Linked DNA regions of Homo sapiens: all the other regions are linked to region 3. Evidence: chromatin loops called from intact Hi-C (ENCODE). Cell type or tissue: dorsolateral prefrontal cortex. All regions are shown on one strand.

Region 1 (4,000 bases), 100 kb before region 3:
AAGGCATCCAATCATTGTCTTTCTGGGACTTTCTTTCCTTACAATGGCTAGTACCACTAATCTTGCTCTCAATTCTAGATATTTTCATCATTCTTAAGTCTACCACTATGCTTTGAGGGCCCTCAAGTTGCCTACATTCTATTTATGAGACAGGATAACTTAGGTTCCATGAGGGGGTCATAAAACACTTTAGATTAAAAAAAAAAGTTATAGTAGGCATAGTCTGAAACAAAAGAGATAAGAAAAGCCATCATTTAAAAAACAGGTAATTCAGGGCTATTCCATTTTGAGGAAGGAAGGGAAGAGCCTTGCTTCAGACACAGGGAGATGGGAGAATGGTATTAGCTGGTGCAAAAGTCATCACAGCTTTTGTCATCACTTTCAATGCAAAAACGCAATGACTTTTGCACCAATCTAATGGTTTTCTGCCCTTTAGCACGGTTTAGTCCACTTCTGTTTCATGATAAGACCTTCACATGGTTAAGATTTTGTAGCACTAGGTCTCTGTGATCTGATGACTTACAACACTCAACTATATTTTTTGATCCTCACAACCTTTCAACATAGTGTAATTAATTAATTAAGCAAATATTCATTAAGCTCTGACTGTGTGCCAAATGCTCTGTGAGGTCTTTGATGTATACAGAAGTAAATCAGACAAGATCTTTGTCTCTAGGGGTTCATTCGTTGGAGGAAAACCAAGGGTCAGAGAAGCCAAGTGACCTGCCAGATTTGCAAATCAAATAGTGGCAGAGCCAATACTGGAAACAAAGAACCCCATTCTTTCTTCTCCACAGGATTCAGTTACTGAGATCATGATCTCTTATTTTGGTTTTCTTTTCTTTTCTTTTTTTTGTTTTGAGATAGTGTCTCTCTCTCTCTCTGTCACCTAGCAGGAGTGCAGTAGTACCATCATAGCTCACTACAATCTCCAACTCCTAGGCTCAAATGATCCCCTGGCCTCAGCCTACCAAGTAGCTGGAACTATAGGCATGAACCACTATATCCTGGCTAATTAAAACATTTGTTTTTGTAGAGACAGAGTCTTGCTATATTGCCCAGGCTGGTCTTGAACTCCTGGCCTAAGCAATCCTCTCACCTTGGACTTCCAAAGTGTGGGGATTACAGGTGTGAGCCACCATGCTCAGCCATGATCTCTTATTCTTGACATCCTGAGATGCAAGTACTGGGCCAAGGCTTTAAATGGCTTTTCCTGCAGTGGGATTACCAAGTCCCGACCACCCTGCAACCCCTGCTCTGGCAATGATCTCCATCTCCTGTTATTTGTGCTCTTGTGTAATTTCCTTCCACTAAGTGACTAATGATTCACTTCTGGCAAATAAAATGCAGTATTCATGATAGAACGGCACTTCTGAGATAGGTTATAAAAAGACTGTGGTTTGCACCCTGGGTGTGCTCTCTCTTGCTGTCTTTCCTGAATCACATGTGGTAGAGGAAGCAAGTTGCCATACTGTGAGTGGTCTTTTGGAGAGGCCTATGTGGTGTGACGAGGAACTAAGATCTTTAGCCTCATAACTCATAAGGAACTGACGCCTGATGACAACCACGTGAGCAAGCTTGGGATTGGAGCTTTCAGCTCTAGTTGAGTCTTCAGATGAGTCCATGTTCCTGGCCAACAGCTTGATGGCAGCCTCTTCAGAGAACTTGAGCCAGAGGCATCCAGCTAAGACTCATTCATATTCCTGCCCCGTAGAAACTGGGAGATAATAACGTTTTTTGTTTTAAACTATTAAACTTTGGGGTAATTTGTTATACAGAGATAGATAATACAGTATCTTTGCTGCCTGGACTTTAACTTAGTCCTCTCCTTCCTGGAGGTGTCTCCAAGGGCCCACTCAGCCTGGTGATGATAATTGGAACTGGGAGACTACAGTGTGTTGAGGGGCGCTGCAGTTAGGGGAGTATGGCTGGAGGAGCAGAAAGTAATTCTATGAAGAATGACCTCATCCTTCAGAGAATGGCTGTGGAGGAACACAGGACTGGAGAATAAAGCCTCTCTGTCATGCAAGTCCAGCTGGGCTGGGCAAGGTCTCGGTGCCAAGCTGGGCTGAAAGTGTTAAAGACTATGGACTTCCCCTTGGCAAGATTGGGGCTCCCATTAAGTCACTAGGAAGAAGATGAAAAGTGAGAGGGAATTGGGGCAACAGTACGGAGACTGGAAGCTATAGTTAGTGTCCAAAGGATCAGGCTCTGCTACTTACTGGCTCAATGACCTTGAACAAGTTGTTTAAGTTCTTTGAACCAAACATTTAAAGTGAGTATTGTAATAATATCCACTTTGAAGGGCCATTTTAAAGATTAAATGGGATGATTTAGATAGAGCTTTGAGCAGAATGCAGAATAGTTGATATTACTATTATTCCTGGAAGGGATCCAAGTTGGAAGTTTTGCCTTCAATGTTTCTGCTGTGATCTGGGTGGGTGGAAGGGGCCAGCAGGGCCCCCCCAGTAGGTCTGTGGAGGGCAATTTGGTGAGCCCCTCTCAAAAGCAAATGCATAAATAAAAGGCCAGTGGAGATACCAGAGACCACCTCAAAAGGGAATTGGAACATCAGAAGATTCGTATGAAAAAGGCTTGTAGTCTACAAAACATGGGTAAACCTTCAAATATAGCTCAACCCTCATTTGACATAGAGAAACTCTTATCGACAGCTTACTCCAATAAGTCAATGGACAAAAATGGGCAAAGGGTCTCATCTGGAAGCCATGACTCATGGTTCTCCAGAGAACTCGTACAGGAGCAGAACCCAGGAGGGTGAATTCACACCTCATCGATGTCAGTAATTTCACACTGAGGAGAAGGTATCAGTGTAATGAGTTGGAAAACAAGACAATATTAGAAGAGAAGTGATGCTTCAGAAATGAGATGAAAGTTTTTGTAGAAAAGATCACAGAAAAGTCCATGATTATAAAGGATAGCCTTGATTGATCACAGTTGGGTGGAAGATTTAAGAGGATGAAAAAATTGAGTAATAAAAACATATATGAACACTTCCCAAGGTTTGCAAGGGTTATGTTTCTGAGTCTGGTGTATTTCAAAAATTGTACATGTGTTGACATTGTGTATGTGAATCTAACATAATTCTGAAGATGATTATTGTATGCAGGACCCTACAGAGAATATGATATAATAGGGCTACCTGTATATGATCAGTCCCTAAAGTTTTTGAAACATTAGTAGGTAAAAGCAGGATAAGTGCTCATTTAAAATTTATGGGCCCGTGTGGTTGCTCATGCCTGTAATCCCTGCACTTTGGGAGGCCAAGGCAGGAGGATTGCTTGAACCCAGGAGTTCGAGACCAGCCTGAACAACATGGCAAAACCCCGTCTCTACTAAAGATACAAAACTTAGCCGGGCATGGTGGCACATGCCTGTAGTCCCAGCTACTCAGGAGGCTGAGGAGGGAGGATCACTGGAGCCTGGAAGGTTGAGGCTGCAATGAGAAGGTTGAGCCTGGGTGACAGAGTGAGACCCTGTCTCAAAAAATAAAACAATAATAAAATAAGATAAAATAAAATTTACAGATCATTTTCTGAATCTAAATTTACAGACCTTAATTTACCTTTGGAGGAGACTGCTGCTTTAAGAAAAAAAATCTCAGAATGGCCCTTTTGTTATCCAGAAGTAAAACATTGTACTCATTGTTCTTGATGGAAATTGTGACATCATTGTTAAACTGACTATAGATATTGGTAATGTAAATTGTGACTTTGCAAAGCTACTATTTACTGAGCATTTCCCATAAGGTCAAAAGAACCACTTGGAACACTCATTCAGCATACAGATTCTGAGCCCCTCCCTGAAGATCTGATTCACTAGGCTTGGTGTAAAGTCCTGGAACCCATAGATTTAACAGGAGCCCTCCACTGGCATATATTATGGGAAATAGTTTGGGAAGTAGTGCTTTACATGATTTATGTCAAGTAATTATTACAATTGCTCTCTGAAGCCGCTACCATGATTATCTCAATTTTACAGA
Region 2 (4,000 bases), 290 kb before region 3:
AAATATCAAATGATAGTAAATCACTAGCTCAATAAAGCAAGTTATATGATTGAAATTGTCCTTAATAGTGGGAACTTGATCACAAAGAGAGACTGTGGGAGCAAGAACTGCCACTTTGTCAGGCTTATAGTATCACTAAGCACTTCACATACCACATGGTATGGTTTGGCTGTGTCCCCACCCAAATCTCATCTTGAATTCCCACATGCTACGGGAGGGACCTAGGAGGTAACTGAATGATGGGGGCAGGTCTTTCCTGTGCTGTTCTCGTGATAGTGAATAAGTCTCATGAGATCTGACCAGATTAAAAAGGGGTGTTTCCCTGCACAAGCTCTCTCTCTTTGCCTGCTGCCATCCATATAGACATGACTTGCTCCTCCTCACCTCCCGCCATGATTGTGAGGCTTCCCCAGCCATGTGGAACTTTAAGGTTTAAGTCCAATTAAACCTCTTTCTTTTGTAAATTGCCCAGTCTTGGGTATGTCTTTATCAGCAGTGTAAAAACAGACTAATACACCACAGTAAAAAAACAAAAAAGAAAACAACAGCAAAAAACACCAAAATAAACACATAAGCAATCTAAATTGTACCCTGAGACATTACAAAAATAATTTGGGTCACCCTAATTGGTTCTGGTCCCCCAAATAAAAAAACCTTGACTGTTTCTCACAAACCTGAACTCCTTAACAGAATTATTTTTATCCCTAATCTTTGCTGTGCTGATGTCTGAAGCTTTGTGAATTTGATATCTTCTGAGAAAGTTGCAGCTTTCTCACTACAAATGGACCAATGTAAACTTAATAACTTTGGTAATTTTGTGGTTGTTTTATCTTTTAAATATCTGGTATTTTTCGTATTTGGTGACTTTGTATTCTTGGCAAGTTAAATTTTCTTTACTAAATGCTTCCATTTTTAAGTCTTCTTTGACAATAGTTATTGGCATAGATGTGAATAATAAATATTCTTTGGATGAATGAATAAATGAAGAGCTGAACTTACAGTATAATTTGTAGTATGTTCCAGAAGAGTCAAGTCCAGAAAGGGTATTGGGAAAAGCTTCCATCTCAACAACACAGAGCAAACATTTCCTTATGCAATATAATGGTCAGATTTTTTTTTCAAATAACCTTAAAAAACTTTGTGTCCTGGCCGGGCGCGGTGGCTCACATCTGTAATCCCAGCACTTTGCGGGGCTGAGGCAAAAGGATCACTTGACTCCAGGAGTTCAAACCAGCCTGGGCAATATAGTGAGACCTCTTCTCTACAAAATATTTAGAAATTAGCTGAGCATGCTTGTAGTCCCAGATACTCAGGGGGCTCGGGTAGGAGGATTGCTTGGGCCTGGGAGGTTGAGGGTACAGTGAGCTGAGATCACACCTCTGCACTCCAGCCTGGGTGACAGAGCAAGACCTTGTCTCAAAACAAAAAATCATTTTGTCTTGACTTAACTTGGTGTCAAACTCCTTTTACAAATAATGAGATAAATAAGAAATAAGAGTTAAATAAGATCCAGCTCCTTATCTCTTCCCTTAGACTCTTATGTGTTAATAATCAAACTTCTGTGTGATGAGCGTGCATGATACACATGATACTGGGGATTGAAGTTTATATTCTGAAAAGTAATTATTTACATTGCCAATCTATTCAAAACCACAATGTTTCTCTCGAACACATGTATTTGTAATTCATTAAAAATATATAAAAAAAAACACTACTTACTGGATCAAAGACCAACATCCTGCAAAGGAGATGAACAGCTTCATGTGTAGCCTGGCTAGACAGGGTATAGAGTACAGGAAGAGATGGCTGTGAAAAAATTAAAAATTCAAATATTTAAGTGAGTCTTTGTGTAAACAGCTATGGAATACAGCCAATTTATGATAAGGTAAGTACTCAGTTCAAAAGGCAATGTGTGTCTAAACTCAAGGAGAATGAGTTTTCCCTTCAGTAACCAGTCTTCAAAAGCAACAATTGTTACTAACTTCCCGTAGCATTTTTATTTATTTATTTATTTACTTATTTTTATTTTTATTTTTTGATATGGATTCTCGCTCTCTCACCCAGGCTAGGGTGCAGTGGCGCCATCTTGGTTCACTGCAACCTCCGCCTTCCAGGTTCAAGTGATTCTTCTGTGGTCATCCTCCCGAGTAGCTGGGATTACAGGCATGTGCCATCACGCTTGGGTAATTTTGTATTTTTAGTAGAGAAGGGGTTTTGCCATGTTGGCCAGGCTGGTCTCGAACCCCTGACCTCAAGTGATCTGCCTGCCTCGGCCTCCCAAAGTGCTGGGATTACAGGCGTGAGCCACCACGTCCATCCCCGTAGATTTTTACATTGCATGATTACCCACTGTAGGGGAAAGCACAAAAGAGTCTATAAAAAAATGAAAACGAATTGCAAATATGGCACTCCTGCTAGCCATCTTTTTTTTTAAAGAGGAGAAAAGGCATACACATTTATTTATCGTGCGTACACGGGAGGCTTCCAAATAAAGCCCCAAACCCCCAATGAGGTACAGAAGCTTGAGTTTATAGAAACAATGTGGGATCAGAGCATGGCCAAAAATGGGTTTTAGTTAGCCTTACATCTTAAATGCTTTGGCAAGAATGATAATCAAACATGCCTAGGGGTGGGAGAGAAAAGATTGAAAGGTTTTAAAACCTGGGCCACATGCAAAGCATGTAAACTATAAGAATGTGAACTATGTCTTATGACATTACCATAAAGGTGCTGAGATATTAGTCCTAAAGGAGCCAAAGGACATGCAAGAACTTACAGAACCTGTAAGAAAGTACACCATTGGTTTTGATGGTTCAATCTGAATGGCCTTTAGCATTGATTTCTCACTCAAGAATTGCCTTCATAAGTGGTAGGCATATCCACATGGCCATATCTGACTTCTGTGAAGCAGGGAGGTGGCTTTAATGACCTGAGAAGCCATAGAGCTTATAAAGCTTCCATTTCACTGCTAGAAGCGTCAGGGGACAGAGCAGGTAAATGGCATCATTGCTCTGTCTCTCACACAAGTAAATTATTTATCTCTAACATAAAAAAGGCAGAATTAAGGAAGGTGACAAAAAATGTTTAGAGACTCCTTTTCTTCCCATGCTTAATACAACCTTTAGCAGAGAATTTTTTCCTCAAGCTTTGAAAGTTCTAGACTTATGGCCAAATTATTATCGGCTTGACTTTCATACCACTTAAAAAAAAACAAAAAACTAATCTCTTAGTGGGGTAAATGATTTTCCTAATGGGTTTTAGACCTGCCGTCTACTTATAACCTTTCTGTGGTCAGAAAGTTTGGTAGGTCAAAGCATATGAGAATCAACTCAAATAACAATAAAGTCACAGGCTAAGGCTGGGTGCGGTGGCTTACGTTTGTAATCCCAGCACTTTGGGAGGCCGAGGCAGAAGGACTGCTTGAGCCTGTGAGTTTGAGACCAGCCTGGGAAACATTGTGAGATGCCATTGCTACAAAAAACTTAAAAATTAGCCCGGCATGGTGGTACATGCCAGTAGTCCCAGCTACTCAGGAGTCTGATGTGAGAGGATTGCTTGAACCTGGGAGGTTCAGGCTGTAGTAAGCTGTGCTTATGCCACTGCACTCTAGCCTGGGTGACAGAGTGAGATTCTAAAAACAAAAAAAAGTCAAAGCCTAGCCTAAAGAAAACCTAACTGTAGGAGTAATGACCCCTGACCTTCACTATGCTTTGGAAAGTGAAGAGGCTCAAGTGCCATAAACTGTATTTTATCTGGATCTGATCTCTTCCCATTAGCTCTAAGTGCTGCTGCTTCTTCTTTTTCTTAAAGAAATGGAGTCTTGCTATGTTGCCCAGGCAGGGCTCAAGCGATCCTCCCACCTCAGCCTCCCGAGTAGTCGAGACCAAAGGCACACGCCACTGTGCCCAGCTTCTCTAAATCCTTTTTACATCCTCTGTTTCTTCAGGGGTTCCCTATAAAACTTTGAATTTTTAGGATATAATCTCAGACTAGAGCAGCC
Region 3 (4,000 bases):
ACAGGTTTAAACTGGAAACGTCAGGACTTCTTGTATCTTTCCCTACAAATACTGGTTACAAATCTGCAGTTGTCAGGCTAAATGACATAATGTCAGAAATCAAGAGAATGTGGTGTATTTCTTAGGAAAGTCAATAAACTCCCCTGTGCGAACATGTCCCCTGGACAGTGGGTGACTAATTTCTCAAGTAAAAGGTCTTTCTATTTTGTTTATCTGTAAATATCATGCACTGTCTGACATAAGGGGGTTCATCTGCTAAAATTTCAGTGTATAGGAAAATGACATGGTAAAAATGGTTGGGGTTTTATCAGATTATGAGACTGGTGTCATTTTAAGTGAATGTTTGGACTAGTAAAAATTATTTCATTTTACTATTGAAGCTGTAAGAACCTAAGGTTGCTGTCAAGTTGAAAGGTTCAAATTCAATTATTTTCAAATCTAGGTTTCCATTGTGACTTGGAAAAAAAATTAGAGATTATTGTTCAAATCTCTCCTACTTTGGATTTTTTTTTCTTAGTATTTGGATGTTTATAAGAAATTGTTGTGAAAGTTAAAATCTTGTGCGTTTGTAAAATTGGAAGAGGCACAAGTGATTCTGAAGGTGGAGCCTTTCAGAGGTAAAGCAAACAGCTTGCATCTTCAATATTTTATGAGATCTAGGTATTAGAACCATGTTTCTGATGCAGGAATACAGCTATCTAGGAACAAAAGGGAGATGAGACTACAGAACAGACTGTGAAATTTCTTAAAATTATTAAATGATCCTAAGACTGAGCACAGGAGTGGATGATGTTACTGCAGATTGTTCTTAATAAGGGCTTTAAAAGCTTAATGATTTATTGATTGGCTCTGCATTAATGACGTGCCCTTGATTATGCATGTGTAAATAAGAGGGCTGATTTATGAGGGTACAATTGTATCTTTCAGATATATTTGTCCAAGTCTACATCTTTAAAATAAATGGAAGCAATTATCTGAATATTTCAAGGGAGGGAACCCCACCTTCCCATCCCCCACCCCCGATTTGAGGGAAGTCTAGTATGTTAGGTGAAGAGAAAAAAAAAGAAAAGAGGAAGCTCTAAAGGGAGTTAGGAACAAAACAAAACTTCCGTTAAGAAATATCCCTGCTTCTCTTATCCTAAGAGAAGAAAAACAGATTCCCAGGTGCCACCGGGGAGCAATGTTTTACTTAAAAAAAAAAAAAGAAAAAGGAAAAAGAAAAACCTGTAAGAAGTTGTCCTGTTAAATCAACGACACATGGAGTCTGAAGGAAATCAGCCTTTTCGTTACAAACAGGTTTAAAAAGCCCTGGAGAAGAGAGACGTGAACAGAAGCAATATTATCCACTAACAACCTAACTCCCGCTTAGACATCAGCTGAGAGATCAGCAGCATCATTGAACAGGGGGGTTTGTCTTAAGATAATGACTCATCTTGATTTCTTTCAGGATATAAAACTTGTATTTAAATCAATTCAGAGAAGCACTTGAGCTTTAAACATTAGAGAGCAGGGAGAGCCTATTTAATAAACAGCATTATTTCATTTTCAAAGAATGATACTGGCAGTAGCTCTAAGTTTAAATTTTGTATTATTTTCCTCAATTATAATTATAGATGGGTCTGAAAGGAAGCATGCTTATTACTGTCATATTTATTCTTTTGACAGGTGTTATGGGACTGTAATTTGGTGAAATGATTCAAAACGCAGATTCCTATCCAAACACAATTCTTGTCATCAACACGAGAGGTTCAGGAAAAGTCCTCCAGCAAGCCTTTCAGAGATCTTGAACACCCCATATTCATAGCACAATCCATATTCAGGAATAAGGAGGAGAGAGTGCCTTTAGGGCTTATATCCGGCGTAGCAACAGCCAGAAGGCAGAGTGGGTGTTTGAGGTAACAGGTAACGAAGGCTGTTAGTGGGGACAGCTTTCAACTGGGTGGGGTCGGATCTAGGAAGAGGCACCCAGTAGGACCCCGAGTCCCGCGCGCGGCCGGCAGAGGGCGCTGGGCTCACCGTCGCCGGGCAGGGGCGGTGCCGCTCAGTCCCCGGGGCGCAGGCGCACTCGTCGCCGCGGCGGCGTCCGGGGCTGGCGTTCCCCTGGAGGCTGGTGAGCCGCGCTGCGCAGGCCGAGGCCGAGGGCGGGGGCGCGGGGGCAGCGGCGGCCGGAGCCACTGGGTGGCGGGGGCGGGCTAGGGATGTGGAGGCCTCGGGTGTCCTCGGATCTATTGAAGACCTAGGGGCGACCCGCGCCGGCACCTTTTCCCTTGCGGTCTGCGCTCTTCCACCGGAGAGCTGAGTGCACCGGAGCGCGGCGCCCGGGCTTGACGCAGGCCTGGCCGGGCGGCCTCGGAGGAGCAGGAAAGGCCTGCAGCGCGAGCTAGGGGCGCGAGGTCCGGGGCAGCCCGGAGGCCAGCCTCTCAGAGGCTCACGGGCCTGGCCACTTTTAAAAGGAGAATGTCCCCTCCACCGTCCCTCTGCCCGCGGCACCCGGTGGCCGGAGCAACCTTGTCGTGATGATTTATGCTTCTGCGTAAGAGCAAGTTGCTCCGTGGCCAAAACCCTTTCGCTCCTAGGATTGATCCTTTTTGTGGTTATTGTTTTAAAAAGTTTTATTGAGATATAATTCACGAAGCATACAGTTCACCCATCTAAAGTGCACAATTCAGTGTCTTTTAGTGTGTTTGCAGAGTTGTGCAGCTGTCACCATAATGTTTTAGAACATTACCCCCCAAAAGAAACACCTCCTTTAGCTGTCACTCCCCCCTCCCATCTACTCCCATTCTCCCAGCCCTAGGCAACCACCAATGTACTTCTGTCTCTGTACTTTTGCCTATTCTGGATGTTTCGTATAAATGGAATCATACATTAAGTAGCCCCTTGTGACTGGGTTTGTTCACTTAGCGTAATGTTTTCTGGGTTCACCTGCCATAGGTTCTTGACTTCAGGACAGTTTCCTGCTGGCTTTAGTTTCCTCTGGTAACTTGGGAATCAATTGACATCTATGGAACTTCTGTTATGGTTCAGGTACTATAAACTGTGGAGGAGTGACTAATAACCGTATATATATTTTTCTTACTAATTTCCCTTCATTTCACAGGTGTTGAACTAATACAGTATAGTTTCTTGTTCTTCAGAAGCTTACAGTCAGCAAGGAACAGAAAGCCAAATAAAGTAGGAAAGGGTAAGATGTTCAACGCTGGGCGCAGTGGCTCATGCCCATAATCTCAGCACCGTAGGAGGCTGAGGAAAGAGGATCACTTGAGCCTAGAATTTTGAGACCAGCCTGGGCAACATAGTAAGACTTCGTTTCTATAAATAATTAAAAAAATTAGCCAGACGTGGTGGCGTGTGCCTGTGATCCCGGCCACTTGAGAGGCTGAGGTAGAATCGTTTGAGCCCGGGCAGTTGTGACTGCAGTGATCCCTGATCATGCTACTGTACTCCAGCCTGGGTGACAGAGTGAGACCCTGTCTCAGGACAAAAAAAAAAAAAAAAAGATGTTCAAGCACTTAAGATGTGCCAGCCCCTGTGCTAGGCACTTTCCATAAGTTAGCTAGGTTGGTCTTTACAAAACCCCTGTGAGGTGGGTTATTCTTTTCTCCAGTTTACAGTGGGGGAAGCAGAAGTCCAGAGAAGTCAACCAGGTTGGCCAGGATTACACAGCTAGTAGATAGCAGAGGTAGGCTTTTAAACTAGGGTTCTTTGTCTCCAAAACCTGCTCTAAGTTCTGTCACATCGATTATAATCACAATAAGTGATTACAGAGCAGTGTGATGACTGTAATAGGGGTGTGAACAGCATGGGATGAAAGCCTGAAGGAGGTGACAGGGAACTGGATCTCTAAGGATGAAGGGGAATTCTTGAGGCAGGTGAAGAAGTCAAGGTAGGGGAAAGCACAGCATGTTTCAGAGATGGTATTAACAATAACAGTTAGTAGGAAACATGTAGTGTGTGCCAGGCATCATGCTTAGTAGTCTAGGAGCGTTATTTCATCCTT
Region 4 (4,000 bases), 300 kb before region 3:
ACTCCAGGAGGTAGAGGCCTTCGATTTGTATTCATATGTACATATGCACAGAAGAATTCAGTGTTCCAACAGAAAAAAAGAACTTGTCAAAAAGTAATAAGTTATTTACTACTGTGACATTTCAAGACTCCCACAGCTTTGCCTAAGGACACAAACACATTTGACATAATTCCCTATGTGCCTTTTTTTGTGGCTTAAATTTTTTTTTAAATTTGTTTTTGTCTTTTATTATTTTTTTACTGTCCAGTGCAGGAAAAGTCTCACAAAATTTCACAGACCTAAAATGTGCAAGCTAGTTCTCTTTCTATACAGCAATATTGGGATTCTTTTGAAATTAGCCCAGAAATGAATTATTTACACACATGAAAGATGCATGCTTGGGGTTCTTTTATGTAAGAAAGAGCAGAAAAACTTCTAATAAAAATAGATTAAATATATATATATATATTTATACTGGGTAAGGAAAACAAAAGTTTAGTCTCTCCTAGTCACAAACTCATTCTCTCTACCCACAACATTGGATTTTAGACAGCACACATCACCATCACGGCTCTAATGAGAAGCTAATTATAGGGCTTGATCATTAGGTGGCATGCCCCTCCTCCCTACCCTCCCCCCAGGTGCAGCCACGATCAGCTCACGTGGCTCCATGATTGGTCGCAGGCAAGGTTCCTAGATTCTTTAGTTTTAGAAAACCCCAAATCTTTAGGAATGGCTCAAATATCAAAATGTATGACTGTCCTTTGTGTTTGTGTGTGTGTGTGTGTGTGTGTGTGTGTGTGAACAATCTCACTTCATTTTAGAAAAGAAAAACAAAACATAAAACCCCAAACTCCCAAATTTGGTTCAATTCTCTTTTGTTCTGAGGTGAGCCATAACAGCTGCACTAAATTCATAAAACATGTGCAACTCTGGGTAAAATATTTTTCTTCTAAAAGCACAACCACTTTACAAGATTAAAAGTCTAGTAACATTTCTAAATATTATTCATATCATACAAGTAGTGGTTGTTAATTTAAAACTTCATTAGTAAAATTACAGTACAAGCATGATTAACCTCCAGAATTGCAAATCCCAGACTCCAGTGGAAAGCTACATTACATCTTCAGTAGTACATTATCTTCCACCATCACTCCCACACCAGAGGAGATGGGGGCATCTCAGATGGCTGAGCAACAGTGGAACTGGAAGAAAACAGAGATGGAGAAATTAGTTGTAATGTCACAATGGACAAAAGGGTAATTCACTACTTCCTGTTTTCCTCTCTTCCTCTGAAAAAATTAATTCCACTTCTGGATTTTTATTTGTTTCTTTGAAGTTGAATTTATTCTAAGTTGCTTGTTTATGGACCTGTTATCTATGGAGAGGCAATCTGGTATAGTGGCTAATATGTAGGCTTGAAAACCACATGTCATTTACTAGTTGTATGGCCCTGAGCAAGTGCCTTAATCTCTTCTCATTTGGAAAGAAATAATGCTGTTTACCTCATAGGATACTGGGATGAATAAATGATAATAGATGTGAAGTATTTTCCACAGTGCCTACTTCAAAGTGTAAAGTAAATGTAGGTATTACAAGTAATAATTTCAATAATCAATCAGGAAAATAACCTTAAGGGATGTAGAATCATCCATTTAAAAGTAGCCTCTCAAAATACAGTGGCCTATTTTGAATGGGCCTTATAAGCATTCTTTTATCAAGTATTAATGGAGAAGTATAGGTAATCATTTAGCATTGGTGATCTAGATCTGTTATTGGCTTTTTCCTATGTCTAAGATTGCTAATTAGATTATAAACTTGAGAGGGAAAAGTGTAACCCCTTGTTTCCCCAAGGCCCAGGATCATTTGCACCTAAGCTGCTAAACTGCCTAACTGACTGGGTCACTGACTCTTAGGGGAAAATAGTAAAACAAAGTAATTTAAAACCACAGATAAGTAAAAGTGCAACTTAATTCCTTCTTCCAATAGAAAAATACATGGAAGAAATGAAAGTCACCTGATTTTGCAAATTTTAAGCATAAAATCTTGACTGTGGTCCAACAAATCCAACCAACTTTAATATGATTAAAGGGAAAGGGCAGCAGGAAGAGAGAAAAAGGAGAGGAGAAAGGCAGCGGGGAAGATAGAGACTGTGTGACCACTCATATCCGAATCCACCCTTTGTCCTGCTTTGTGATACTGGAGCCAGACCCTGTTCATGGTTCCCCTTTGCCACCTAGCTTAATGTTAGCTTTTGTCAACAGAGGGTGCTGGAAGGGCATTTGCAAGGCTGTAGCATCAGGAAGCAGTCTCCCTTCCTTGGTTTGTTGTGCCTGTTTTTGGTCATGTGGAAGGCTCAGCTTTGGTCCACCCGAACTCTCCTGGCAGGCAGTCTTTGATGGACCAGTTCTGGCCACACCTTCTGGCACACTTCCTCTTCTGCACCACCCTCGTGCTGTGTGTTCCAGTTCCTGTGGCAGCCATACCCTCTCCAAAGAGGTCCTTACATGAGGAACCTCTTCTAAATTCTTAATTCCTTTCTTGTTTACTCTCCCTCAGTCTACAGGGAGTGGCTGCTTTCTGCATTTGCTACTTCAGCAGCCTTCAGAATCCTCTTTTATGCCTTTTAGCAGTTGATCATCTTTCCTAGTTAACAGTTCTTATTACTGAATTTTCCCCGTTTGTATTCTAGGGAAGTGGTTTATTTCTCCCGATTAGACCCTGATCAATATATAAGGAGTTAAGGAAAAAGAAATCAAGAGAAGGAAAGGACAGACAGACAAGGAGAATGAAGCCTGGTAACTTCCAATGTAGGTTCATAGCTCTACCATATGCCTTTTGACTTCTCCTCTAAATAGGCTACACCAGCAGTCCACCTACACACAAAAAAATTATTTTCTTGCTTGCAGTTATTACTAGGGAGTGAGAATGGTAGTGGGAACTGAGATGACCACGTCTAACTCCAGGACAGGTGGCCACCATACTAATGCTGCAGCAGGACTGCCATATATGTGATGAGGCAGCACAATGGTCATCCGGGGAAAAAATTGCCAAAGCAACCGCAGTGAACTGGCACCAGTGTAAAATGTGATGCTTACAGTTTTTTGTTTTTTTTTTTGAGATGGAGTTTCGCTCTTGTTGCCTAGGCTGGAGTGCAATGGTGCGATCTCGGCTCACCGCAACCTCTGCCTCCCGGGTTCAAGTGATTCTCCTGCCTCAGCCTCCCAAGTAGCTGGGGTTACAGGCATGCACCACCATGCCTGGCTAATTTTGTATTTTTAGAAGAAACAAGGTTTCTCCATGTTAGTCAGGCTGGTCTTGAACTCCAGACCTCAGGTGATCTGTCTGCCTTGGCTTCCCAAAGTGCTGGGATTACAGGCATGAGCTACCGCGCCCAGCCCAGATGCTTACAGTTTTAATACACTTTTGACTAAAGCCAAACCTCATAACAGAAACTTTCTGTTGCACCTTTTATCTATGTTATCTAAATAAAAACAAATATGCTGAATAATGAAGTAACACTGGCATCCTTTTAATTCTAACAAGAATGTTGAATTACATACATATAGTTACCTAATAAAGCTCTTAAAAGCAGCAGACTGAGGGTTGATGCAGAGAGGCACTCTGTTTCCTTTCTGCTGTTCCAAAATGAACTGATGAATAATTTCTGTGGAGAAAACAAACATCATACAATCCATGACAATTTGCAAGCCCGGGAGCAGTGAATTCTCAGCGAACTCTAGCCAGCATCTGAAAAGCACTGCCTACTGGTTTAGTTAAATCAAACACACACATCATCTATCAAGCAGAATTCAGCTGAACTTCCTAAAACTAAAATGACAGCTGTTGCTAAATATAAGAAACCTACTGGTGGCATTACACAGACTGCAACCCCATCAGTGGGAAGAGTAAAATGGCCTATAAATTTGAGAGAGACTCCACAGGTTTGGCATTATGGGTGAACTCTTCTAAGTTGCTGGCAATTATTGCCTTTTTGAAGATCACTTAAAGACCTCAGTTG
Region 5 (4,000 bases), 150 kb before region 3:
TGCGCCTTAACTGTAGCAGCTGCGGCAGCCTGTACCTGAGCTGGGGCTGCTGCAGCTGGTCCAGGAGCCTGCCCCGGTGCCGGTGATGGGAAATATGGCTGTTGTTGCCCAGGGTTTAACATGGCTGCAGCTGCAGCCGCTGCTGCGGCTGCCGCAGCTGCCGAAGAGGTGTGCTGCTGTACAGGGTGTACAGCGGCAGCCGACCCCGGATGAAGATGGTGTTGAGGGTGGTGGTGGTGGTGCAGGTGAGGAGGAGGGAGGTGTGGAAGGTGGTGGTGATGGTGGTGGTGGTGACCTGCTGCTGCTGCAGATGTACCGCCATTGTAAGCCGCCATCATTTTTGCGTTGGCTCTTGCGCCACAAAGAGACATTCAAAATAAATGCCCTTTGATTGGAAAGCAAACTGGGTCAAGCTGTCATTTGGCCATTTAAAAATGAAGAAAAACCACTCACTCCACCTCAAAAAACATAGAGCTTTATGTCTTCATCAGTCAATCCAAACAAGTTAGAGGATCTTGGTGTTTAATTTTGGGGTGAGCGTGTGTGGAAGGGTGTGGGTTGCCAAAAGGAAAAAAAAGGGAAAAAAGAAAAGAAAAAGGAAAAAAGGACCCCTTCCCCCCAGGATTCCTGCCACAAGTGGGTACTAAAACTCCATTCTTAATTTGGGGGAGGTTCCAACTTTGAATGTGGGAATAAAGGCCAAACCTCCCGACCCCCTGAACTCCACACACGAAAAGGATCAGGTAACACACCACCCTTGGAATCTTGAAAGAGGGTTGACTCATCTACCCCTTCCATTCCCACATCCTTTTCTAAACACCTACCACCTCCTCAAAAACAGGATTAAAAAAAATTCCCACCACCCTAAATGGAGAAGATGGGGGGAAATTTTCTGGGAAACCAGCTTCCAGCTTCCCCCCCCCCGAACTCTCAGGCCTTCCTACATCTCCCCCTACTCCTAGTCAGGTTGACCTGATTGGGGAGGGGGGGCGGGGGTTCCAAACTTTCCTGGGCAGAATAAGCCAGGGAAGGAGGCTGGAGTGAGGAGAGGAGGCGACAGCAGGACAGAGAGGAGAAAGAGAGCCGGGGCAAAAGTGAAGGGAAGGAGGTGCAGGGAGGAATGAAAGATGTGGGCAGCGCTCGGACGCCCAGACGGAGGGAACCGCCCCGGGAGAAGGTTAGGGTCCCGGGGCCAAAGAACAGGAGCCCCGGGAGGCGGGCGGGGTACGGTCGGAAGCGGGCTGACTCCTGCCCCCGCCGCCGGCTGCTTCTGCTGAGGAGGGTTGGGGGGGAGAGCGGGTGGGTCCCCCGCGCAACGGCCCCGCAGGGCTCAAGGCTGCTCCGTCTCCCCCCCTCCCCCCCACCCGGCTTCCGTCCCCGCGGCCGCTTTCTCCTCAGCCGCCGCGGCCGCCTTCTCCTCAGCCGCCGCCTCCTCAGCCGCCGGTTCCGCCGCGGCCGGACTCACCTCCCCTAGCAAAGCCGGATAGAGCGGAGCCAGCGTCGGACACGCGCAACCAGCCGCCGAGGCCCCGCCCCCGCCTTGCACGGACCGGCTGCCCTAGCCAATCCACGCCCACCTGTCCGCCACCGCCTCCAATCCTGGGCCAGGAGCTTCAGACAGGCGCACTGTTCGGCCAGTGGCAACAAGGTGTGGGTCTTCCGGGGAAATCCCGCCCCCGATCCGGGATGGGCAGATAGAAAGACCAATCAAAGGCAGAGTTTGGCTTGACCGACAAGGCTTAAAGCCAATTAAAAAGCAAAGATCTTTGTGACATTTTTCTTTCGCCTCTCTCCTCTTTTCTTCTTCTTCTTTTATTATTTATTTTTTTTTTTTTGGCAGGAGCAGGAAGCTGCGTGGTAATCCCGCCTGCAAAAGCTGGAAGAGAGGGGCGGAACGAAAGAACCAATCATGAGCCAGAGACAAAGAACAGAGTAACCAATCCTTGGGTTGAAAATGAAGTGGGATGGAACCTGGGCCAAATAGACACTTGAAAAAACAAATGGAAAAAAAAGGTTGATGTAAGTCCCACCCTTTAGATCTCCTATAGGACAGGATTGTGGAGAATTTGCTGTCATATCGAGACAACCTCTTCAAGGGGCGGGGCTTAGGGAAGGGGTGGGGTCTTAAAGTGGGCGGGACCTAGACGAAGAAGGCGGAGTCCAAATCATCACTGGTCCACTGATCCGAGATGTCCAATATCCCACTTAAGATGTAAAGTGTGGGGTAAAAAATAGGGGAAGAAAAAGGGAATGTTGAGCTTCAGAAACTCAAGGTCCAAGGTCACTCAACAAGAAGACAAAGGAAACTCAAAAGACTGACAGAAACTCAGTAGACTGACAGTTCGTAGTCTACGGCCGGTCCTCTCCATAGTTAATCCTGATCTTGGCAAAAAGAGGAGGAATCTCTGGCATTCAGAACTCCACTGTCGACAAATGATAAAGCTGTTGGTGCAAATTAAAACAAAAAAAGTAAACTTGACCACAAAAATAATAATTTTCCTCTATCTTTCTTTCTTAACAGGGTCACATTCTGTCACCCAGGCTAGACTGCAGTGGCACAGTCCTAGCTCACTGCAACCTCCAACTCCCGGCTCAAGCAATCTTCCCGCCTCAGCTTCCCGAGTAGCTGGGATTACAGATGTGCATCACCATGCCCGGCTGATTCTTTAATTTTTTAGAAACAGGGTCTTAATATGTTGCCCAGGTTGGTCTCAAATTCCTAGGCTCAAGAGATCCTCCCACCTCCCACCTTGGCCTCCCAAAGTGCTGAGATTACAGGCGTGAGCCACCGCCTCCAGCCTCTCCCATATTTTCTATCAAGTAAGTTTCTGTCATTGAAATCTTACTAAAATAGCATCTTTCCATCACTTCATTTATCTGAATTTACCCTTCCTTTAAAATGTGAAATAATAAGCTTACAGAACCTTATCCCTACTGAAACTGTATAGTTTACTCAAAAACTTGGAAGTCATCTTCGATCCCTCCTTTGCCTGTCCACATTGTCCCTTCCAATCTATCAGTCATCAAGTCTTCTTTTTTTTTTTTTTTTTTTTGAGACATGGTCTCTGTTGCCCAGGCTGGAGTGCAGTGGCATGATTACAGCCCACTGCAGCCTCCACCTCTTGGGCTCAGATGATCCTCCCACCTCAGCCTCCCAAGTAGGTGGGACTACAGGCACATGCCACCACACCTGGCTAATTTTTGTATTTTTTTGTAGAGATGGGGTTTTGCCATGTTGCCCAGGCTGAATCATCAAGTCTTAAACAATTTTAAATCCCCCTCACTTCTGCTACTTCCCAGTCACACAGCATTTACCCAAATTTACACCACTAACATCTTTAACCATTTCCCTGCCTGCAAGCTAGCTCTCCTTTGATCCATCCCCCTCTGGGGGCATAGTAAATTTTTAAAAATACAAATCTGAGACCAGGGGCAGTGGCTCACACCTGTAATCCCAGCACTTGGTGAGGCCAAGGTACGTGGATCCCTTGAGTTCAGAAGATCAGTCTGGGCAATGTGGCAAAACCCCGTGTCTACAAAAAATACAAAAATTAGTGGTACACATGTCTCTAGACCCAGCTACTGAAGAGGCTGAGGTGGGAGGATAGCTTGAGCCAGGGAGGTAGATGCTGTAGTGAGCTGAGATCCCACCAGTGCACTCCAGCCTGGGTGACAGTGAGATCCTGTCAAAAAAAAAAAAAGGCTGGCTGTACCCCTAAATAGCCTGGCATGATCTGGTTCCTGCCTACCTACCTCAAGGGTCTTATCTCTCCCTTCCACTCCACACTTCAGACATTCTGAACTTCCTGCAGCTCCTTGAATGCTTTCAAGCCTTCATGTATATCTTCAGCCCAAAACATTTCCCGCTCATCCTTCACTGCTCTAATTCATCCCTCAGGTCTTCGTGTAAATTTTACTTTTTTTCCTGGAAAGTTCTAACTCTGTTCTAGAGTATACGTTTCTGTTGTATATCTCCATGACACTGCCTCCCTCATATCGA
Region 6 (4,000 bases), 250 kb before region 3:
AGGTTATGAGGCTTTTCAGAAGCTCAAATTAAGTGTGGCTTTGTTATTATTCAATATTACCCTCTAACAGTTGGGAGCACTGACAGCATTTCATTCCCACCAGCTGGGAAGTTTTAGAGATATATTTATTTTTTAATGGAGAGGTGAAAAGACTAGATTCAAGCTTTAGTTTTTTTTTTTTTTTTTTTGGCTTCACCTGGAACACAGGTGTTTCAAAGAGCTAGCGTGAATAAGTTGTTCCAACTATAGTGACTCTCTTCAAAGCAGAGGGAAAAAAAATCCAGCTGTTGAGTTTGAACTTTAAACAGTGCTTTAAAACAATCTCAGGATTTGCTACACACTAAATCATCTTTATGCAGACAGGAAGGCCTTTTAAATGAACTAAAAGAGGTGATGTGAGTTTTACTACATGGCATAGGAAGGGGAGTGGTTCTTGGGATCTCAGGCTGAAGCAGAAAATTATGTCGTATGTAGATGGCGGTCAATTTTCTATCTTCCCATGTTCAGGCCTGCCAACATAGTCTATGACTTACATTTTTCACACCCTTCAGAAAAAAAGAAGAAAAATAAAGTTGATTCATTACATAGCATTTAGAGAGTCAATAAGAACTGGGAGAATTTACAAAGTATTACAAATAAATGCTTACCGATGACAAGGTGTTGTATAAATATGTCATAATAAGGCACTGCTGAATAAACGCTTTTAATAACAGACAGCTAACCATTGTGGACAGTTCAAGTTGTGCGTATGTGTGAAAAGTTGTGATACTGTCTTATGTAAAAAACTATCAGGTCAAAAGCTTTTGCCATCTAGAGTTCAGAAAGATAGTGGGCTGGCTTCCCTGCTCAACTGAAGTCTGAGAACATATTTAATATTCCAAGTGCAATGAGCTACTGATGCTGTATGACGTTCTAATGATGCGTTAAAAACTTTCAGATAGCAAAATAAAGATATTTAATTGGTTTATCTGAGTTGGGAAAACAAAATGGCAACATGTTGTATCAAATTATTTCCTACAGAATGAATATGGACAGAAAGCTTTGAAAACCCTATTTTAATTCCTAAACTCTCTTTACTATTTCAGATAATGGAAACTTAATCATTCTTTTTTCATTTAATATGGACAGAAACTAATGCTAAGCCAGATTACAAAAAAAGAAATCTTACAATATTAAATATTTATCAAGTAGGTCCCATATTGGTCAAAGGTTCTACAATCCTTTTTTAAAAGTTTTCATCTTTGGCTGGGCATGGTGGCTCATGGCTGTAATTCCAGCACTTTGGGAGGCCGAGGCGGGCGGATCATGAGGTCAGGAGAGCGAGACCATCCTGGCCAACATGGTGAAATCCTGTATCTATTAAAAATACAAAAATTAGCCTGGTGTGCTGGCATGTGCCTGTAGTCCCAGTTACTCAGGAGGTTGAGGCAGGAGAATTGCTGGAACCCAGGAGGTGGAGGTTGCAGTGAGCCAAGATCATGCCATTGTACTTCTCCCTGGGTGACAGAGTGAGAATCTGTCTCAAAAAAAAAAAAAAAAAAGTTTTCATCTTCAATGTGACATATATTGGAACAAATATGAGTCAGGTGACTTTTCCAAAAGACATAGTAAATTTGGTTTAATAAACTGTAGTACATAGATGCCCAAGCCTGGCCCCCTCAAGCCACAGATTCTCTTATGACAAGTATATGAATGACAGTTAAAACATGCTTAAGCAATAACACAGTTAAGCACTTTAAACACTAACATGCTTAGGCACCTTAAGCACAAATTCTGAAATCCTGCCATTCCTGTCTGAAAAAAGAATCTACAGCCATAAATGTGTGAGACTTAATAAAATCTCCTGCTCGTTTTTTTTTTCTTCCAAAATCAGGTGCACAGGGGAAGGAAGTTTCAGCCTAGTACTCAGATATGAAACTGGCTGATCTGAAATAAAAGTGAGGGCATTGAATAGCGTGGATAATGACAATCTGGTTTACAGATATGGTTGATTTCAAACAATGCTTTCCACATGAAAGAAAAACAGCAATGTGTCACAGAGAGCATTGTGTTCTCTTGTAACAAATGGTCAGCCGTAAATCTCATCATCTTCTTTGCAACAAAAAGCATGGGAGCCTTTGCAACTAGAAAAAAATCGGTGTGCTTCAATTAGAATCACTGACCTTTTCTGAAGCATGCCTGTGCTTCTCTATAGAAATCAATGGAATAAAAGGTCATGTTGTTAAAACGTTTGAATACGACAATCTCTTTCCCAGGCAAAGGCAGATTCTTTTTCTTTGTAAAGTAACAAATTTGTTGTATAGAATGTCAAAAATTAAAACTACCTCAGTTGTAATTTAAAACTGACTAAAAAAAAATCAATCCAATCACCAGAAAAAAAAGAAAAAAGCGGGAAAGCTGTCATTCTACATATTGTTACAGTCCATAAGGTCTGTCAGATGAGTATTTTTCACTAAGGCTATAACCATGTATGTAATAAAACAAGAAGAGCATTCTAGAGAAAATGATGTTATTTTAAACTTCAGCTCTCTCCTTTACAAAGTGCTCTGGAGAAGGCAAGGCAAGCTCTGTGTCTGTCAAACATAGATGGCAGAGACTGGTGATTAATCTTCCACCGTCATAACCCTCCAAAGCAAATGCATATGTACATAAACCCAGAGATTAAGAGCTGAGGAACAGAAGCCAAAGTGACTGGAATAGTCACTGTTTTTTGGAGTATAAAAAACCAAATTTGAAAGAGGAGCCTCTATATAGATTAGGAACATTTTACTGTATCAATTTCTTCATTCATGAAGAGAAAGGGCAAATTCTTCGATGATCTCTTAATGCATTCAGAAGGTAAGGGATGAACATATCAGTCATGTAAACTTCATCGTCCTTCTTACTGCCAATACAATGAATATTAACATTTTCTCCAAAAGACAATGAGCTTTCAAATTAGACCCAAGTAACCTTTCCTTAACACGTCTGAAAAACTTACTTCCATATCTAGACAATTTGGTGTCAAATGTCCTTCTGCTCAATAGAATTTGAGAGCATTTACTCCAGTATGATCTACTGTAAAGCTGCACAAATGATGTCATTAAAACCTGAGAGCAGACTGCTACCAGTGTTACAAGCAACCGCAACAGCATTTTGAATGGAGGGCAAGTCTCTAAACACATCAATCTACAGATGCTAGTCCTTACCTACTCAGTGTTACCCATCACCAGTGTAGCTCATTTGTGGTTGGAGATTCTAAAAGACAAAGTTACTAAAAGAAACAGTTCTGAAGAACAGAGAAGATTCAAAATAAACAGAGAACAAAAATCTACAAGAAGAATTTAGGAAAAGTATATCAAAGAGTCTGTTTCTGAGTACTTTTTACGGGAGTTGAAAAGAGATGAAATAAAATAGTGGTCCATTTAAAAGGATCTCCCTCCTCTGTCTAGATAGATGATACAACATAGTGCCTAATACATTTGTTCACAGTACCCACTTTCTAATTCTTACAGAATGAATATTCTATTATGCACTTAGTTGTGCCATCTATTAGCACTGTTTCATATTGTTATTTAATTAGAAAAGCTATGCAAAAAGGGTTACACGGACCCATGAACAGGAATTAGACATGGATTAAAATTTTGTGGAAAAATGAAAGTGTTACTAGAGATATTGAAAATATACTTATCCTACTAATATGTAACTGTTCTTACACGAATTGATACAGGAAGGACTACTGAACATGTTTTATTCTATGAAAATTATTAAGTTGCAGGTAAGTCTTCCCAGCTCTTTTTTGGGGGGTGGGGTAGGGGAGTAGAGAAGGAGTCCAGGGCAGGTTTTTTTTTTTTATCCATAAGACAATTTGGTTAATGTCTCTATTGTAAAATTGATTATTCTGGTACTATAATTATTTGAAAACTGTCTATCATCTCTATTAAACCATGAACTCCTTAAAGGTAATGGCAACAACCATATTTTGTATTACCTGCTGGTACATCTTTGCTGAGGGTAAAGT
Region 7 (4,000 bases), 360 kb before region 3:
TTGTAGAGACAAGGTCTCTCTATGTTGCTTAGGCTAGTTTCAAACTCCTGGGTTCTAGTAATCCTCCTACCTCAGCCTCCCAAAGTGCTGGCATTACAGGCATGAGCCACCATGCCTGGCCAGGAGCGGGTTTTAATAAGGAGAAGAGGCCAGAAGATGAGACACTTTCAGAAGTGGAGATGGGAGAAAGCGTTTCTTTCATGAATGGAGGGGCTCACGCCTGTTAATCATCTAGCATGTGCCAGGAGCTGTCCAAAGGCTGAGCTACATAATCCAAATCCATCTTCACAACAGTCCTAACCAGCTCCATTTCACAGATGAGGATGTGGAGGCTCAGGGGAGATGATGTCCCTTAATCAAGGTCACACAGCCAGGAGGTAGTGAATTTAGGATTCCTACCCAGAAGCCCTTGCTCTTCCTAGTGTGCCCCTTCTGGGGTTGGGGTGGGCACGAAGAATCGGCGCACATTTCACAACCTTGCCCCAGAAAGGTGGCAATATTGAACGGGTAGAGGCGACCTGACAGGCCACACAGCTGAGGCTCTGTGGCCTGAGGCAGCCAAGGCCTAAGTTCATCATCCAAGCAGTCAAGACCCACCACCCTCCAGAAGGCTTAGCAGGTCATGCCTCAGGGGCTCCAAAATGGCCAGGCAGGCTGAGAAAATCTCCAAGCTGTGCAGTGGGGCCTGCAATCCTGAAACCAGAAACCATAACCCCACCCCTTCCCCATGGCAGCAGGCCTAGGGAAGGGGAATAAGGGGTGCTGGGACCCCACAGCAGCCCTGTAAGGAAAGGAGGCACCTTGGATCTAGCCAGATGGGGAGGGGCATCTGGTCTCAGCATAACTCCCTGACAGTAGCCCCTGGGAAAAGCACAGCCCCCTCTCAACCCCAGAGCCAGTTTCTCCTTGGATCTGTATACTTGGAGCAAAACATTACCCTATTCCCCAGGCCTCCCTGCCTCTGCCACCCACACCTCTGGGCCCCTGGCAGGGACTGTGCCCTGGTCAGAACAGCTGGTAGCCCATGTGCTTCCACCCCCACCTTCTCTCTGTTCCGGACTTTCAGGTCATGACACAGGGGGAGGAAAAGAAGGCTGCGCTGGAAGTGGAACTTTAGCGGGAAAGGGGGCATGGATCCTTAGGAATATAAAGGGACTCAGGTCCTGGCCAGAGACGCTTTGCTGTGCTCCTCTGCACCTGCCCAGCACCATGGTAATGTTTGGGCCCCCTATCAGCTGTATTCTCTAGGAGCCTGGGGATGGGGGCTGACACCAAGGGCCCTCCTCAGGCTCACTAAGGGCATGAAGGGGTTAGGCCAGGGCAGCCTCGTCTGCCATTCTGATGGTCAGGACAGCTACTAAGGCTTCTTATCCCTGCTTGGGATGGTGGGGATGAGTGGAGTTCCCGGTTAAAAGAGGGTTGAGGGGCTTAGGAGCTCTGGGGGTGTGCATCATGTTTATGGGCATCGTAGTCTGTGAATCATGGTGTGTTGCAGGCACAAAATTCTCTGTGCATTGGGTGTGTGAATCATCAGGCTGGCGTTCCTGTGTGTAACTGTTAGTCATTCATTTAATATGTATTATTGAGTATCTGCTAAGTGCCAGGCACTGTTCTAGGTGCTTGTGATCCATCAATAGACAAAATAAGCAAAGAGCCCAGCTGCAATTAATGACGCCTACACTGAGGGAGGAGATGCCGCTGGGAAGGGATCGGACATAAATATAATAAATATAGAATATATAAGTTAGAAAGTGCAGGCCAGGTGTGGCAGCTCATACCTGTAATCCCAGCACTTTGGGAGGCAAGGCAGGAAGATCGCTTGAGGCCAGGAGTTTGAGACCAGCCTGGGCCACCTAGCAAGACTCCATTTCTACAAAAAATTAAAATTTAGCTGGGCATGGTTGTGTGCACCTGTAGACCTAGCTACTTGGGAGGCTGAAGCAAGAGGATGGCCTGAGCCCAGGAGTTTGAGGCTGCCGTGAGCCATGATCCCTACACTATACTGCAGCCTGGGCAACAAAGCAAGACCTTGTCTAAAAAAAAAAAAAAAGAAGAAGAAGAAAAAAGAAAGTGCAAAAATAGAGCAAGAAAAAGCAAGATGAAGGGTTGAGTTGCAATTTTTTTAAATTTATTTTTTAAATTGTTGAGACAGGGCTCTCTGTCTTTTGCCCACACTGGTCTCGAACTCATGGGCTCAAGTGATCCGCCCGCCTTGGCCTCCCAAAGTGCTGGGATTACAGGCGTCATCTACCGCACGCTGCCGGGTTGCAATTTTAAACAGGGGTGTCAGGATAAGACCCATTTAAAAGGTGGATTTTGAGCTAATGCCTCCAGGGGGCGACAGAGCCGGCCATGAGGATGTCTGGAGGAAGAGTCTTCTGGGCTGAGGACAACCTGACTGACACTTTGAGGGAAGGGCAGGGAGAAAGGAGGGCGATAAGGAATTTGCGGGAGAGAGGTCGGTGAGATTAGGGAGCTGACCAATGGTTTTATGCCGTCCTCGTGCGTACACCTTAGAGGTGTCTCCCCGTTCATTTTTACCTCGATGCTTTCTGCGTGCATCACCGGGCATGTCCAGGTGTGCACCATTCCCCTGGGCACCAGGATGTCCCTTAGGGCGTCCGTGCACTGGTGTGTGTCCCAGAAATAGCCACGTCCCTCGGCTGAGCGCCCCTGCACGCCAGGCTGCCCACGGCGCGGAACACCCGCAAGCTACCGTCAGGGATCGCGCCGACCCCAGCCGTGGGGTCACGTGACCGCCCGCGGCTCTGTCCGCCCTGCCCCCTCCAGACGCGGGCTCTGCGCTGCTCATGCGCTCTGGTCGTGGCCGGCCTCGTGTGGGTGCTGCTGCCGCCGGAGGGCGCCCTGGGCGAGGGGCTGCAGGTGCCGCAGCAGTCCAGGGCCGCCAGCTGGCTGAATTTAGGCTCGATCAAGAAGTACGTGGGGGCCGGGCGCGGTGGCTCACGCCTGTAATCCCAGCACTTTAGGAGGCCGAGGCGGGTGGATCATGAGGTCAGGAGATCGAGACCATCCTGGCTAACAAGGTGAAACCCTGTCTCTACTAAAAATACAAAAAATTAGCCGGGCGCGGTGGCGGGCGCCTGTAGTCCCAGCTACTCGGGAGGCTGAGGCAGGAGAATGGCGTGAACCCGGGAAGCGGAGCTTGCAGTGAGCCGAGATTGCGCCACTGCAGTCCGCAGTCCGGCCTGGGCGACAGAGCGAGACTCCGTCTCAAAAAAAAAAAAAAAAAAGAAGTACGTGGGGAGGCTCTTCAACAGCAGGTGATCCGGCGGAGGGCGCGAGGTTGGGAGGGAGGACGACGGAGGGTGCGGGGGGACACGGACGCCGCCGGGCACCCCCACGCGCATCGCGGCCCAAGCTGGGCTCTGGGAGCAGCCTCATGACCGCTGCAAAGACGTGTTCTCAGCACAAAGAAATCTAAAAACCACAAGAAAATTGCAAACGCCACGAACACCTCCCCACCGAAAGCCACGAAACCCCCTCCATGGACCACCACGAAACCCCAGTGGCTGAACACCTCGGAACCCCGACCACCAACCTCCTGGGGCCCCAGGTAGGACAGCCTGTACGGTCGGCACCGAACTAAGGGCCTCGGGACTGGGGGCAGCTTGGGTGGGAGCGAGAGGAAGCCCTCGGGGGTGGGCGTGCGGGGAGATACTGGCGCCCTGGGGCTTCCTTCTCCAGGCTGGGGCTTGGCCTCCAGACGCCTGGCCCTCCACCAACCCTTTTATATTGAGAGGGGCCTCAACCCTTCCTCATCCCCCTCAGCGAAAACAACAAAGACAAATCTCTGTTGATTCAGTGACTTCTGTGGGCCGGGGAGGGACCAGTCCTTCGATGGGGAGGGGGAACCCTGGAGTTCCTGCTGTGGGAGAAAAAACCTCAGCTGCTGGGTGGAAGGGTCCTCCCCTCACTCCCCCAGCAACCTTCCCCCACCTCACCCCACACACCACCACTAGCGTAGGGGAGACTCCAACGC

What was found. A loop is a pair of places that touch in the nucleus more often than their neighbours do. Peaks named below come from ENCODE experiments on the same cell type or tissue, not always from the same donor. Only the 100,000 strongest peaks of a DNase experiment are listed, where the experiment ranks them.
Region 1: a loop joins it to region 3, with 8 times the contacts of the local background. A loop is called at or near these places in 10 of 110 quality-filtered maps.
Region 2: it touches region 3 in a loop (2.9-fold over the local background); 11 of 110 quality-filtered maps call a loop at or near these places.
Region 4: it touches region 3 in a loop (6-fold over the local background); 9 of 110 quality-filtered maps call a loop at or near these places.
Region 5: a loop joins it to region 3, with 7 times the contacts of the local background. A loop is called at or near these places in 42 of 110 quality-filtered maps.
Region 6: a loop joins it to region 3, with 5 times the contacts of the local background. A loop is called at or near these places in 9 of 110 quality-filtered maps.
Region 7: it touches region 3 in a loop (5-fold over the local background); 42 of 110 quality-filtered maps call a loop at or near these places.

What each region holds. Positions count from the first base shown.
Region 1 is chr17:27,991,500-27,995,499 of GRCh38, reverse strand. It overlaps LINC01992 (long intergenic non-protein coding RNA 1992), which reads left to right and starts at 3,793. Exons shown (of 5, transcript NR_146896.1): 1 at 3,793-4,000. In dorsolateral prefrontal cortex, no CTCF peak of the experiment used is centred here; a DNase peak (open chromatin) is centred at 2,039; H3K4me3 peaks cover 1,605 bases; H3K27ac peaks cover 4,000 bases.
Region 2 is chr17:28,182,985-28,186,984 of GRCh38, reverse strand. It overlaps NLK (nemo like kinase), which reads right to left. Exons shown (of 11, transcript NM_016231.5): 8 at 1,720-1,806. Among named protein-coding and RNA genes, the nearest start is that of TMEM97, 130 kb to the left of the region's middle. In dorsolateral prefrontal cortex, no CTCF peak of the experiment used is centred here; no DNase peak of the experiment used is centred here.
Region 3 is chr17:27,891,427-27,895,426 of GRCh38, reverse strand. It overlaps LYRM9 (LYR motif containing 9), which reads left to right and starts at 2,062. Exons shown (of 4, transcript NM_001076680.3): 1 at 2,062-2,110. RefSeq lists a silencer at 1,881-2,430. In dorsolateral prefrontal cortex, a CTCF peak has its summit at 1,975 (motif pointing right); a DNase peak (open chromatin) is centred at 2,106; H3K4me3 peaks cover 2,251 bases; H3K27ac peaks cover 3,921 bases.
Region 4 is chr17:28,191,766-28,195,765 of GRCh38, reverse strand. It overlaps NLK (nemo like kinase), which reads right to left. Exons shown (of 11, transcript NM_016231.5): 10 at 3,553-3,646; 11 at 1-1,184. The coding sequence ends at 1,130. Among named protein-coding and RNA genes, the nearest start is that of TMEM97, 130 kb to the left of the region's middle. RefSeq lists an enhancer at 2,307-2,516. In dorsolateral prefrontal cortex, a CTCF peak has its summit at 2,229 (motif pointing right); a DNase peak (open chromatin) is centred at 2,353; H3K27ac peaks cover 3,957 bases.
Region 5 is chr17:28,039,245-28,043,244 of GRCh38, reverse strand. It overlaps NLK (nemo like kinase), which reads right to left and starts at 568. Exons shown (of 11, transcript NM_016231.5): 1 at 1-568. The coding sequence starts at 371. It overlaps LOC105371709 (a long non-coding RNA gene), which reads left to right and starts at 1,525. Exons shown (of 3, transcript XR_934637.4): 1 at 1,525-1,648; 2 at 1,841-2,019. RefSeq lists silencers at 1,181-1,410, 1,431-1,660 and an enhancer at 1,828-2,122. In dorsolateral prefrontal cortex, no CTCF peak of the experiment used is centred here; DNase peaks (open chromatin) are centred at 1,584 and 2,114; H3K4me3 peaks cover 2,773 bases; H3K27ac peaks cover 2,950 bases.
Region 6 is chr17:28,140,585-28,144,584 of GRCh38, reverse strand. The region is part of intron 3 of NLK (nemo like kinase); the gene reads right to left. LOC105371711 (a long non-coding RNA gene) reads right to left here and starts at 1,293. Exons shown (of 2, transcript XR_007065686.1): 1 at 1,169-1,293; 2 at 1-545. In dorsolateral prefrontal cortex, no CTCF peak of the experiment used is centred here; a DNase peak (open chromatin) is centred at 1,652; H3K4me3 peaks cover 1,232 bases; H3K27ac peaks cover 4,000 bases.
Region 7 is chr17:28,250,152-28,254,151 of GRCh38, reverse strand. It overlaps LOC105371712 (a long non-coding RNA gene), which reads left to right and starts at 3,327. Exons shown (of 2, transcript XR_934641.2): 1 at 3,327-3,574. RefSeq lists a silencer at 2,728-2,777. In dorsolateral prefrontal cortex, CTCF peaks have their summits at 2,132 and 2,332 (motif pointing right); DNase peaks (open chromatin) are centred at 2,331 and 2,821; H3K4me3 peaks cover 934 bases; H3K27ac peaks cover 587 bases.